Regions from separate parts of the Homo sapiens genome. Here regions 1 and 3 are each linked to region 2. The links are chromatin loops, found by intact Hi-C in ENCODE. Cell type or tissue: endothelial cell of umbilical vein. All regions are shown on one strand.

What was found. Peaks named below come from ENCODE experiments on the same cell type or tissue, not always from the same donor. Only the 100,000 strongest peaks of a DNase experiment are listed, where the experiment ranks them.
Region 1: a loop joins it to region 2, with 9 times the contacts of the local background. A loop is called at or near these places in 8 of 110 quality-filtered maps.
Region 3: it touches region 2 in a loop (11-fold over the local background); 60 of 110 quality-filtered maps call a loop at or near these places.

Annotation. Positions count from the first base shown.
Region 1 is chr4:55,865,167-55,870,166 of GRCh38, reverse strand. EXOC1 (exocyst complex component 1) reads right to left here. Exons shown (of 19, transcript NM_001024924.2): 5 at 1,644-1,831. Among named protein-coding and RNA genes, the nearest start is that of EXOC1, 14 kb to the right of the region's middle. In endothelial cell of umbilical vein, a CTCF peak has its summit at 2,998 (motif pointing right); DNase peaks (open chromatin) are centred at 2,986 and 3,636; H3K27ac peaks cover 1,746 bases.
Region 2 is chr4:55,318,967-55,323,966 of GRCh38, reverse strand. No RefSeq gene overlaps it. Among named protein-coding and RNA genes, the nearest start is that of SRD5A3, 25 kb to the left of the region's middle. In endothelial cell of umbilical vein, a CTCF peak has its summit at 2,091 (motif pointing right); DNase peaks (open chromatin) are centred at 406 and 2,106; H3K27ac peaks cover 1,260 bases.
Region 3 is chr4:54,996,309-55,001,308 of GRCh38, reverse strand. No RefSeq gene overlaps it. Among named protein-coding and RNA genes, the nearest start is that of KDR, 130 kb to the left of the region's middle. In endothelial cell of umbilical vein, a CTCF peak has its summit at 2,120; a DNase peak (open chromatin) is centred at 2,088; H3K27me3 peaks cover 151 bases.

The DNA of each region.
Region 1 (5,000 bases), 550 kb before region 2:
TTTATAACTGTAGTATGATGGGAACTAGTAACAGGATGTAGAAGAGCATACGGCCGATAGCTCCTTCTATCATCTTTTTTCTTTTCTCTTTCAACTGTTTTTTTTTTCTTCCCCAGGCAAAGCAGTAACAAACCACCATCCCCTTATCACTATTTTCTAAATGATTCTGACTATTGATTCTGAATTCCCTGAAATAAGGAAACTGCCAAATCCAAAATTAAACTGCAAAGCAATATGCTGACTTGGAACATATATACCATATTAATTAGAACAAAAAATATAAATCACTAAGCCATATTAAGAAGGCAAGTAACATGGTACGATGAAAAACCTGGACCAGAAATTTAAAGGATATCATTGTACAGCTGACGCTGTGGTTTCACACGTTATTTACATACTATCCACAGTAAATAAAATGTAAGTGCAATACGACTTTAAGAGTCAGAAGGGTTCAGAAGCCACTGACATCTCTTAAGTAACAGAGCTGGGGTTTGAATCTGCCCAGGATTTCTTCCTTAACATCTTAAAATCATTTCTAGGCTTTGCTTTCAGTGAACTCTGTAAACTTGTAAGCCTGGACTATTCATATAATCTCTCTGGGCCTGAGTCAGACCCCATAACTTCTGTACCTTTCATGTATACAACACTAAAATTTAAGTCTTTAAAATGTTCCTTATCCTCTGAGGGATTTCTTAAATGCTTACCTTTTCTTAAAACCAGAACAAACCCAAATGATTTTAGATTACTCTAGCATAAGAGATGCGGTGTGTTTGATTTTTTTGTTTTGTTCTGTTTTGTTTTGAGACAGAGTGTCACTCTGTCACCCAAGCTGGAGTGCAGTGGCACGATCTCAGTTCACGGCAACCTCTGTCTTCCAGGTTCAAGCGATTCTTGTGCCTCAGCCTCCCAAGTAGCTGGGACCACAGGAGCATGCCACCATGTCTGGCTAATTTTTTTTTTTTTAGTAGAGATGTGGTTTTGCCATGTTGGCCAGGCTCGTCTCGAATTCCTGACCTCAGGTGATCTGCTCGCCTCAGTCTCCGAAAGTGTTGAGATTACAGGTGTAAGCCACTGCCCCAGCAGGTGCTGTGCATTTGAATTACACTCAAAAACTGCACACAAAACAAAAAGGTCTATTCTAAAACATTTTAGCAAAGAAGTCACAGATCTTTTTCTCTGGCTCTCCTGTTTTCACCACACTCACTCCACTCTTCTTTGGTAAATGATTCACATATTTCAGCCACATTTCTCTCTTTATACTTCATCCCTATTTTTATTTTTTTCAAACCACACACATACACACAAATGCTATTCTTTGGCACTGAACTATTCAGACATGTTTCAGAGGCTGAGCGAATCAACTCCCAAGATGTTCTCTGGCCTAGTTTTTACTCCAGTCACTTCATATCAAGAACCTCCCCAAATCCAGAATCTCAGCCAACTGTCTTCATTGGCTTAACAGGAATAGTTCATCTTTTGAACAAGAACAGTAAAAGACTGATGGCAGCTGGTAATGTGCTTATAGATAAAGATGGCAATAACACACTATAAAGGCTTAAGTGCTGAGGTAGTATAATATGAACATCATTAGCCTTCTCAATCCACTATACATCACTTATTCATAGAATTCAGGAAAGTCTTACCCCATCTAGCACCTGCAGCTCTCTGGACAATTTTTCTGCAAAGGCTTCCGCATTCGAGATTGCATATTCACAGCCTTCCATCATTATTTCGATATCCTGTTCTTCTCTTGCATTTAACTCTTGGTATTCATCTACTACTTCTTCATCACCTCCTGTCACACTCTGATTTTCTCCACTTGGAACAGATTCTTAAAGAGGTAAAAATTCAAAGTAAAATAGTCAAAAAAGTAGAAAAGACTATAACATAATACATATAGGTAGGTATAGTTATAAGCACAGGTCACATTTAGCAGCTGAAAAAGAGGATAGAATGATTCAAATGATATGAAAAAATCAAACTTTATTTTTATAAATAATTTAATATGTTAATGAAATAAAGTTCTAAAAAATAAATAAAAAGCATGCAGTCTAATGCACTAACTTACAAATGTTAAAACAGGCTTTCACCACAGTTTCCCAAAATACAATTAAGCTAAAATGTAAAAACAAAATACAAAAACAGGTGGGAACAAACCTAAACATTTTTTCGTACCTGATGTGGCTGTTGCTCTAACAAAACAATGACTATGAATTCAGTACACACAAAAACAATTTGCTTTCCTTTTTTTCCCAGGTGAAATTTTTCTTTTGTTACTTTTGTTACTTTCATCTTCAGTATGTATATTTTTGCCAAATACTTTTTAATTAAAATGAAAAATGCATCTATAATCCATAATTTATTTTGGTCACTAGAATATTAACTGAATTATCCATTTCTTTGCTTAAAAAAATTTCACATGCATTGATAACATTTCTAAAGATAAGTTACAGCTTTCTCAATAACTCTAAGTAAGAGCAACAACAACATGGCTGTTTGAAATTATAAAAAGTTAAACAGGCTTCATGCTTTATAACAAAAGACCAAGAGGTCAAACCTGAAATGCTTTCTAGATGTTTCAGTTCATTTTTTTTTTTTTTTTGAGGAAATACACTAGCATGTGAGCACTGTATATAAAGCTTGAGGTTAGGAGGTAAAATGAAAGAAATCATTTTTAACTCCTAAGATGTTGTTTTATCACTCTAAATAAAGTTAGCAATTTCACAGACTTAATGGGGCATGATTTAAACCACAAACTCTGGATGCTTTTAGTATTCATTATTTTATAGGAAAATGAATATTTACATTCAGCATGACCTGAAATACGTTCATTTGTCCCAGAACAAAAAGAAGACTAAAACTTTTGGTACAGGCAATTACAGATTTTAGTATATAAGTTCTTTAGAGAGATATTACCGATCTCCTTGTCCTTTCAACGAGTCCATTTAATTCACTGCGAAAAAGTTCAACTGTCATGTGTGACAGCTTATTAGCCACTAGGGGGCAGGGACTGCCCAAATCATTCTGTACAGGTCCTTACACAAGTAGACTTAAACAAATATTTTACATGATTATAATTAACTGCTTCAGAAGTATTTTCTAATGATATGTCCTTGAAAGCCAATAATAAATACTATCATTAATTTTATTACTATGTAGATTTTTAAAATAAATTTGTCCCAGTACATCATTTCATAAAACATACAACCAACGGTATATAACAAAGGCAACTAATAAAAACATATGGAATAGAAGAAGAAAAGGTGTTACGCACCTTCTGTAACTTTAGGCAGTTCTGGAGAGTAAAAAGTATGAAAAAAGCAGAGGAAAGTAAGCAAAGAATATTAGCTGGGTAGAAAAGTAAACAGGCTTAAATTTTTAAAATACTACCCATATCTCATTTGAACTTCATGTTAAAGTTCAAAAGACAGCCAAATCAACTACCAAGTGGAAAGATCCATAAGAAGCTAAATTTGCCGTGTTCATTTTTCTTATTCACTTTCTGATAGTGACTACAAATATATTTATCTTTCTAATTTCTCTTAGTCTTTTAAGAAACAGCACTAACTAACCCTTAGAGGAGAAACCTGGCAAACTAATCATTTCCTGGGGATTATATTTAGGTCAGTTGTGACTCATGCATGTAGCCTAGTTATGTTACTTAAGGCCCAAAAGCTTTACCCAGACACTCCCTCACAGAGGATTAGTCACAAAACATGGTTAGAAAGGACAAGATTGAGGCAAGTAAAAAATTACACAAAATAACAGTTCAAGCCAGCATTTAAGGATTCAAGTCAAAGATTCTTTTTTAAAAAGCTGGTTGCAAGTAAAAGAATGAAAAAAAAGGCCAAATAAAAACTTCAATCTACTTCAACTGCTGAAAAGTCCTCTTTTACAAACCTTATTCTGCTGAGGAGCCCCATTATTTAACTTACGTATTCAATTGTCAACAATAAAAACTACCAAGTTGCCACTGCTACCATTTATAATCAAAATAGTCTTACTTAATTATTGAGCTCTTAAACTGGGGTGGTAATAATTTTTTATTTGTTTTCTAACATCACTCAAAACTTAGAGACATTTTTTTTTAATGGGAATTAAAGGCTGTAATTTCAAGGTCCATAAAACAAGTTTGTAGACATTAATGAAGCTATTCCCTGAACTCCACTAAACCAAAGCAAGAGTTACTGACGTATATAGCAAGTGATTTTCAAAATGAGATCCTTAAGGATCTTCTCAGTATTCTTAAAATCGATCTCAGTTAGGGTTAATGTTTATACACATGAACGTGTCTATACTCTTGTTTTATGGCCTGAAAAATTGAATGCCTTTTTTTTTTTAAGTTAGACACTTCATTTTCAAAAACAGTAATACTCTTCTCACTGATTTTGGTAGTATTTCTTAATGAGGCAGATCCAGGTAGGGTATGTATTTTTCTATATGACTGTCCTGAAATATACTGGTTTAAAATCACCTTACACAATAAATAACATCTGGAAATGCATAATATTTGAAGACAGAACAGCAAGCTTGTGAATCACTGAATCACTGACTCATCAGAATGTTCAACCCTGAAATGTTAAAAAAAATAAAAGCCATTCGAAGCAAATTAAACCACGATTCAAGGCATGAAAAGTTACCATAAATTTCTTGAAGGTCATTCCCTCTACACACTCAATTACCAAGATGTTGGGGACTAGTGTTGGTGAGATGGCAACCCTGGGGATTCCTACATAAGACCAGCACTACTGGTGGCTGACATATGTGACTTGTTTCTGCCAGTGCCAAGCATCAAGCCTAAAATCAGCAGCAGGCTCACTGATTACTAAGTGCTATCTTACAATGTTTGTATCTTTAGGAAAGAAATTTTAAAAGTAGAGAAAATCTCATATTTTCACTAATTAATGGTAGAGTTTTTGTCTTGTAACACAAAATGATGCATAGTAACATTCCTGAAGATATACTGATCAAAAATATTCTAATAATCTTCATGTCTAAGG
Region 2 (5,000 bases):
CATACTGATATGCTGTGCATTTCATCATTTATGCACAGACTCCAGGAGGGAAAGACTATTTTATTCCCTGCTGTATTTCTAGTGACTGTGTCAGTGCCTGGCATATAAGTTCTCAATATATATTATTCAATGAATGAATTATTCAATATACATTCAAGACAGTGATAGAGGAAATGCTGTAAGGTATTGCCAAATTAATGATATATAAATTAATATTTGGGTTTGCTATTTATTATTATTATTACCATTATTACCATTTCAATAATTATATGTGACAGTAATCTGTTCATTATTATGTATAACAAGTAGGATTGATGTCCCATTATTTTATTTAGGTTAATGACAAAACATGACATGAGTAATGGATAAAACATGAGGAAATGGGACAATTGAAAGGAAGAGAGTGGGAGTTAAACTTTCCTTCCTATATGACTTACATCATAAAAAAATCATTTCATTAAGGTTCTTCCTATTCTACTTAGTATATTCAATTTCTATAACACAAAACTTCATTTCCTAAGTTAAATCTACATTTTCCATTTGGTATTCAAAAAAATGCTCTCTTGTGAGAGGAACATTTGATTCATATGCACAGCACACTGGGAATTGATTAGGCTTGATTAATCTGTCTTATAACAATCTTTACAAAGATGAGTGAAAATATTTTAACCACTTTTGCTCCTTGGAGTTACCTGCCAATATTATTTTAATTGGAACCTCACCTTTCTATGCAATGGATTTTATTTTCACAACCAAAGCTAACATCTATTTGAATTTTCTCTTAACAATGTGCTTAGTTACAAAGAGATTTTGGCATAAAATCACTACTAATTTTAGCTGTGGTTCCTACTTAAGTGTTTTCCTTAGTTTCTTTACATTGTTACTAGACAATGTAAAGAAGGGGATGTTTCCTGAGGTATAGACCCAATAAACAGAAACGAATGTTTTCATTCAACAAATAGTTATTCAAAATCTTGTATGTGCTAAATATATTGTGGGGAGCTGGACATTGGAAGAATGAATAAGACTTTCCCACAAGGAACTCAGTTACAAAACTATAATTCCTTCTTACTTAGCATAAAGGAATCAGTCTTCTTTAAATTGATTTTACTGACTCAGTGATTGGAATGTGCATTATTGATTCTGCACTCTGGCCTTTTTTCATGGCCGAAGTATGTTATTTGTAGTAATAGCTTAGACAGCAGAGGTTTTCTAAGTGTAGTCACTGACTTACACAAACACTGAATACCCTACAATTCTGTTACAAGGATCCCTAAGTACATCACATTTTCTTGTATATTTACAATAATGTGTTTTGTTTGCCAATGAAGCAGTAGTCTTACTTTATTTTTACTCTAAGCAATAGATGGGTCCTTAGGAGGATGTATTATAAAGTGGATATTTAGTAGTTTCAAGATCACCGGGGTTTTAGGGTCACCAGGTAGATAACCAAGAATGAGCCATGCCGCCAACACGGGTCTTAGTTTGCGCATTTGTAAAACAAGGGGATTGGATTACATCAGCAAGTTTCAAACTTAATATACATACTAGTTACCTGGGGATTTTGCTGAAATGCAAAACTGATTCAGAAGGCTGGGGATAAGGCCAGGGATTCTGCATTTCTAACAAGCTCCCAGGTAATAAATAACCATGCTGCTGGTCCCTGGCCCACATTCTGAGCAGTAAGGGTGAGATTAGTATTGTCCAATAGAAAGATAACGGAGCTACAGATTTAATTTTAAATTTCTAGCCGCCACATTAAAAAGATAAAAATAACTAGGTAAAATTAATAATAATTATAATAATAAATATTGTACTTAACATTATATAATCAAAAATAATTTTTCTGTCATCAAGATAAAAATTAGGAATGAGATGTTTTACATTCTTTTTTCCATCTTCAAAATCTGGTGTGTATTTTACACTCACGGTACATCTCAATTTGGACTATCCAAATTTCAAGTGCTCAGTCGCCACCTATGTGCTACTATTTATAGCCACACAGGGCCCTAATGACCATCTCTGCTACTCCTTTTAGTGCTAATCTTCTCCTAAGATTCAGGTCTATCTTACGTTTCAAATAGACTTCTGCCTCGAGGTGGCGCTAATGTTCTTTGTTTTGTCCCTGAAAACATGTTTTTGGATAGGGGAGAATTCTGCCATTCTTATATTATTTATTTATTTACTCATTTATTCCTTTCTTCCTTCATTTATTTAATAATTTTTGAGTCTAGAATCTACTGACGGTAAGTATATTATATTCTCTGTAAGCTTGTCTAATAACTAATGTCTAATAAAGTTATTATTAATTATGCCAAAGTAAATCATGGAAGGAATACTTAACGTCATTGTTATCCATTCTTGATAGGGAGCTGTATGAGATTGATTTCTGATTATATAATATTTTTAGATATAGGATGGTGACCAGGTATTTAATAGAGCCACAGTGGAAACAGTAAAATTGCTGACTAGTGTAGGTCAGATTTAAATACATTTGTGACATGATTGTTTATGAGAAGGAGGAAAACATTTCTCCATCTTCAATTTTATCTAACGCAGGATGACTGGTGCTTTGTATTGGTGGCTTGTGCGTTGAGTTTTCTGAAAGGGAAATGATGAATATAAAAAGTAACCTCAACATCAACTGTAATTTCGCCAATACACCAGGGATACTATACCTGAGAGATTACTTTTTTCTGGAAAAATGATTTTAATACTCACACTTAGTTTTAAGAAGGTATGCCCACTGTGCATTTTTCAAAAGCCTGATATTTCTTTTGCCTGAGTGTGCCTCTAATGATAACTAAAATATGTTAGGTTTTGTGAACAAGTGGGTTACATGAGTTAACTCACCTCCACAGTAAACCAGTGAGGTAGATACTTTTCTCATTCCCACATTTCGAATGAGAAAATGGGTGCTCTAGGTATTAAATAACTTGTCCTGGGCACATAACCATTAAGAGGTAGAATGTGAATTCATATTCAGTCTGTTTGATCCCAAGGTTTGTTCTCTTAACTACTACACTGCATTGAGGAAGCTCTCTTCCTCTATCTTAAGCTAAATTTAACAATCAGTCAACAAAACAGTCACCAAAACCACAATCTACAATATCCAAGTCTACATATCCATGATGGGGCGAGGGTTGTCTTTTATAATGATAACCCATAACATGCTTTAAACAAGGCCAGAGAGCCAAAAGCTCAGGTACCTTTTGTCATAGTTCTCATTTAACTAATGACTCCCTAAGCCAAGTCACCTAAACTCATTTTGTTTCGAGACGGAGTCTTGCTCTGTTACCCAGGCTGGAGTGCAGTGGCCCGATCTTGTCACACTGCAACCTCCGCCTCGCTGGTTCAAGGGATTCTCCTGCCTCAACCTCCTGAGTAGCTAGGATTACAGATGCATGCCACCACACCCAGCTAATTTTTTGTATTTTTGGTAGAGATGGGGTTTCACTCTGTTAGCCAGGATGGTCTTGATCTCCTGACTAAACTCATTTTCTAAGTGTATAAAACAGAATGAATAAGAAATCTCTTTCATGAATGTATAGATCGAATTCATCACCTGATTTCATGACAACTCACTTTACAAATATAAATTCCTCCCAGTAATCATTGTAAAAGCAAACTCACTATATTTTATCACACATAGATTTCCCAGCAGTTTTTTCATGTGCTCCCTTTTTGATGAATCCAAACAAAATGGTGTGTGTGTAAGTGTGTGTATGTGTGTGTGTGTATGAGATAGAGGTGAATTCACATCCTTTCTTTTCCACCTACTGGCTCTGTCATCTTGGGCAGCTTACTGATTCTCTCTTGGAATACCAGTTTCCTTAACTGAAAATCATGGTTGAGATATATTTTTTTTCCTGAGGATGTTTCATGAGAATGAAATGAGATGATATATGTGAAGTCTGTAGCACATAGTTAATCTTCAATAAATGTTAATTTTACAGAGCAATAATAATACAGAAATATCAGTAAGCTACTTGTATGCCTGCTTACTTGAGCTTTTAGAGGAATTTTATATCTAGTGACAAATGAAGGTGAAAAGTGAGACTATTCCCCAGGCAAAGAAAGTCTACTGCCTCCAACGCCCCCAAATTCTCAATTCCTTGATGAATTTAGGCCAAGTGAATCTAAATTATGCAGCAAACTACTTCAGTTCTTTGCTTTGGCAGTGAAAGCCACTTTTCTTAGTAATATCGTGGAAAGGGGCTTGTAAAGACATTGTGGTATTTGGTTCCCGATCTTATCCAAGTCACCTGGATGAAAATTTTTTGTCTTTCCTTCCCATATTTCAGACAGAGGATTTACATTACTTTAATATATTATTGATGCAGGAGATACTACGAAAACATGATTCTGGGCTGACTTTTCTAGGTCTTGATTTGGAAGCATAGCTTAAGGTTCACAGGCAGGAAAAAATATGTTGTTTTAAAAATGTCAACATTTCCTGATATAAAAGTGTTTCTTTTTTTTGGTTTCTTTTCTTCTTTTTATCTCTCCTCCTCCTCTTCATTCTCTCCCTCCTCCTTTTTCTTCTTAGTCTGTGTGTGACTCCATCTGAGAACATGCAAATTCTGAAACTTTTCACCAGGTTCTTGAAAACCAGCCCAAATGATTTTTCCTGATCAAATTTCCTCTTTTATTTTTGGCCAGGAACAAAGCCACCTAGGCCAAGAAATCACAGTTCACCTCACATGTAGGAAGAAGGAAAATCGATTTCAATAGATTCACAGGGAAAGCATGATCTCAGAATATTCCCTCAGGGCTCAGAAGGACCCCAAACCAATATAGAGTATAAAAATGCCCCTGTTTCTCATGTTCGTAAAAGGAGCAGAGAGCTGGAGATGGAGGGGCAACTTTATCAGGGAAAAAGGCAGACAAGGACCTGACATGAATGATATCTTAATGCAGCAGAGAAGGATGATTCAAGCCTAATGGTTTTGGATTATATAAAAGGTTGAGTTGAGAGAATTTTCCCATAAAGGAAGTTG
Region 3 (5,000 bases), 320 kb after region 2:
CATTACTAGGCAAGCCACCAGGTATATGATGGGGAGAAATAGCAGGCACTGTCCCTGCTTATGAAGGTTCCTATCTGATAGAGGAGACAGTTGTTACTCAGACAATCATAGACACAAATGAGGAAGTATAAACATAACAAGATCTAGAAGGAGGAGTAAGCCCAGTTGATCTTTCCCTCATAATTACTGCTGAGTCTATTCCTTCTTCCCCTTCACCATGGCCAAAAGCCTTGGTCATTTCACACCTAAATCACACCGAAGACCCTCTGCTCTACTCAGCACAATGTGAGTACTCATCCTTGCCAATAAACCTTGTACATTTTTGCTTGGGTATCTTGTTCTTTGAATTGTTTTTCCTATTTGACCCACTCAGCATCATAATCTATCAAATTCTACCACTTTGTAAGACTCAGTAGAAGTGTGATCCCTTCTTTGAATTTGTCCTGTTATCTCCAGTGAGAATGCATCCTCTACCTCCTGCCAAGAAGGATTTTTTTTTGTCCTCATCTTTGGTGGCATTTCTTACATACTGTGGTCATTGGTGTGCGTCTTCTGCCCTGTTCATTTATAAGTGCCTGAAGGGCAAGGACTCAATGTAGCAGTTACCTGTGATTCTTTTGGATGTGCCAGCACCTGAAGTTCCTTCCTACATTTAAAAAATTGAGTCTCTGTTGGAGATCCAAATCACCTCTTTCTGTAGAAGCTTCTAGATCCTCATATTCCCAGTCTTCCTTGTAGTTAGGGTGTGGATGTGTGACTTATAGTTTTCCAAAAGGTGCCCCAGGTTAGGTTTTGAATGGAGAACTAATGTTGCAAAGCAGCAAGGACATCCAAGAGGCTCTCTATTGGCGGTGGCAGTGTAGCAGGAACAAGTCCCAGGGGGACTAGTGGTGACAGTGCTGATAGCATATTCCAGCACCCCTGACAGTGGAGTCAGTGGTGACAAGTTCCTCACCAGATTGGGTCTCTGATGTGACTCTAGGCTTTTTTCTGTGGGCATCTCTTCTCTCTGGGATTCTGCGAGCTACTCAATATCCTTTTATAAATCCCTTTTCTGCTTACCTCAGTTTCTTAGTCTATATATATTGCTGTTAACAAAATACGTTATTTTAGACTGGGTAATTTATAGATAATAGAAATGTATTTCTCACAGTTCTGGAGGCTGGCAAGTCCAAGATCAAGGCACCAGCAGGTTCAGTGTCTGGTGAGGTCCCCGTCTCTTCTTCCAAGATGGCACCTTGGACACTTCTTCCTCCACAGGGGAGGAATGCTGTGCCTGTGCCCACTCAAGCCCTTTTATAAGGCACCAATTCATTCAAGGGGGTGAATTTCTCATGGCCGAATAACCTTCTAAATGCCCTATTTCTTAATACTGTTGCATTAGGGATTATGTTTCAACATGAATTTTGGAACGACTCAAGCATTCAAACCATAGCACTCAGCCAGTCTATTTTAGTTTCCAAAGATACTAGCACAGAAGCTCAATTATTTAAGGAACTTTATAAATATTTGTAGAGTGAATACATAAGAGAATTTATTATTGATAGCTATAAGAGCATCTCTAAGATTGGGTTTCCTCATCCTTAAATAAGTTAATAATTCCTACTCCAAAAGCATGCTACAAGGATTGAATGAAACAATGTATGCACAGCAACTAGCACATAGTAAATAACCAGTAAAGGGTAGTAATTATTGGTAGAAATAGGGATCTGATGATGGTGATAAGAAAAATCAATGAATTAATAAATCAATCAATGCCCCATGCTTGCAACAGAAGAAGAGAGTCCTTCCCTGAGTGACAGAGAGAAGAGTCTCTCTCTCAGGGACATATCACCTAGTCTTCTAAACTTGCTTCATGTAACTGATAATCAGACATTGGTTGCCTTTGTGTTTCCATGAAATCTGTAGGTTGTATGTATTGGCTTGTCACCTAGATGGACCAGTAAATGGAACTCTGTGTGAACAGCTCACTTGAGAGTGCACACTTTTTGCAACATTACTTGAACTTGAGATCTTGAGGAAGAGCCAGCATTTGATGCAGGAGTCCAACATCAGAAAAAACAAGGCTAAAATACTCTTGGCACCAAATCCTGAGCTAAAAAGAGAGTTTTTCCAAAGAACTGGAGCACCCCTAGCAGGACAATAAAGGAACTTGAAGAGTAAGAGTTGAAAATTGTCAGAAAGGCAACTATGTACTCCAAGGAAGAGAAAGCAAGAATTTAAGCAAATAGCAAGGAGAAAAAAGCTCCCAGCTGGCTGGATAGTGAGGAGGCAGACACTGATGGATGCTCTGAAGCCAGCTGCTGAGAAGTAAAGGACAGGATTAAAACCGTATGACGTGGCAAGAAAGACCACTGGTCAAATGTTTGTCTGTTATACCTCTATCAAACATACTGTTATATCTCTCATATTCTCATATCCAGAGCCTGAATTTTTGGTATTTTGTTCATCATGGATTTTTTCCATTGATTTAGATTTCTGCAACATATTTTATTAAAATATTTATCCTGATGGTAGTTTTTTGGTGTCCTCTTAAATGTTGCTTCTCATTCATCTCACCCTGATTCTGGTCTTGCCTATGCCATTGATCATTGAGAAATACTCCCATATATGGTCACACTCACCCCTCATAGCAACCCAATAGGTAGGTATCACTAGCTGCATTTTGTGGTGTAACAAACTGAGCAAACTGAGACAGATTAAGTGCCTGCCAAACTTTATGCAGCCAATTGAAAAGTTTAACCTGTTCAAGTTGATCTTGAACACAGGCTACATTCTTGCCACCAAAGCATAGCTGCAGTCCAAGGCAATAATACAAAGACACTATAGGGAATCAGGTAAGAGTGGAATGAAATACATGAATAAAATTCATCTGAAGAAGTATTATGATTGAAATGGAGATCATGAGATGCTTAATGCAAGGCGACTGTAGTGGTCTGAGCAGTATTGCTTTCCATGGAGTATTTGATAGGTAACTCTCAAAAAGTTTGTTGAATCAAATATTTTCACTTTTCTTATTCTGTATTCTTTGCACCAAAGAAACATCTTTCTCAACAACTTATTTAAGCCATTGACTAGATTTGGCATGCAAACCAGTTCAATGTGTCAAAATCCTACTTGTGGCTGGGTGCAGTGGCTCATGCCTGTAATCCCAGCACTTTGGGAGGCCGAGGCAGGTGGATTACCTAAGGCCAGGGGTTCGAGACCAGCCTGGCCAACATAGTGAAACCCTGTCTCTACTAAAAATACAAAAAACATTAGCTGGGCATGGTGGTGGGCGCCTGTAATCTCAGCTACTTGGAAGGCTGAGGCAAGAGAATCGCTTGAACCCAGGAGGTGGAGGTTGCAGTGAGTCGAGACTGTGCCATTGCACTCCAGCCTGGGCAACAAAAGCAAAACTCCATCTCAAAAAAACAAAAACAAAAACAAAAAACAAAACAAAACAAAACAAAACTCTACTTGTGCACTCCTGGTCCATCATAGCAACCTGCTTTAAGTATTCATTTATTCCTTAGTTAAAACCAGGAATTAGTTTTCCTTGGATACACACCATCAAAGCCATTTTTAATTAAATTCTTGGCAGAATGCAGGGAGAAACATTTGATTAGCCAATCTTCATGAGGATGATATTCATAAGTTGTGTGGAAAAATTGTTTTCATTATTTAATAATTATAGCCCATTCTCTCTCATATGCTTATCTGCATATAAACATATATGCAGCATATAAACAATCTGAAGCATATAAACAATAATCTGAAAAAAAAAAAAAAAACCTCAAGACATTTGGATTTTGGCCACAGGTAGAAATGCCCCCAGATAGCCCTTGCAATGCAATCTTTTGCACTAAGCATATTTAGGAAAGCAGGAGGCTCTTCCTTTGAAGTGCTTAGTTTGGAATTTAAAAAGTGCAGCCTTTCATTCAGGAGACTGGTGGATAAATATATGCCATAGAAGACCCATGAAAGGGAAAGCCTCACCAGCTTCTTCACACATGTGCTTTTCGTCTGGGTTTCAGCGATGCTAAGAGAATTCAGATTTATACGTGAATTCTATTTGTCTTGTTCAACTTTCAGTGCAGAGAGAACAGCCATTTATATGAAATGAATGCATGGAAAAAGTTGTTTCAAGAAAAATGATTGTGATAGAGATATTCTCTGTAGATACCTCTGGGGAATTGGCTGTTATTAAATATTATTGAATAACATAGTTAAATGTTCCCAAAGGGAAAGTTTCATATAAATTTAATGTCCCCAATGAACTATTCATTATTTATTTATTCAATACATATTGATGGTTTAGGAATGTTCTAGGAGCTGGGGATACAGCAGTGACTAAGGCAGGCCACATCCTTGTCCTCTTGAAGCTTACATTCTAAGGGACAGACAGGCTGGTATGGTTTGGATTTGTGTCCCCACCCAAATCTCATTTGAATTATAACCCCCTATATTGGAGGTAGGGCCTGGTGGGAGAGGATTTGATCATGGAGGTGGATTTCCCCCTTGCTGTTCTCATGATAGTGAGTGAGTTCTCAGGAGATCTGGTTGTTTAAAAGTGTGTGGCATCTCCCCCTATCTCTCTTCCCTCCTACTCCAGCCATGTAAGATGTGCCTGGTTCTCCTTCACCTTCCGCCATGATTGAAAGTTTCCTAAGGCCTCCCCAACCTGTACAGCCTGCAGAACTGTGAGTCAATTAAACCTCTTTTCTTTGTAAATTACCCAGTCTCGCATATTTCTTTATAGTAGTACAAGAACAAACTATTAATAGTACACGGGCTATAAGAAAACAATTAATGGAATAATATAATTTCAGGTGAAACATGAAAAGCATAAATCAGGGTTAGTGATAGAGATTGATGGGATGGTTAGTCAGGCTATTGCAGCAGGATATCCTGGGAATATCTTTCTAAAAAGGGACATTTGACCAGATATTTGGATAATATGAATGCTTAAGCTGTGTGAGAATCTGGAGGATGTCTTCCAAATGGAAGAAGCTTTTAGA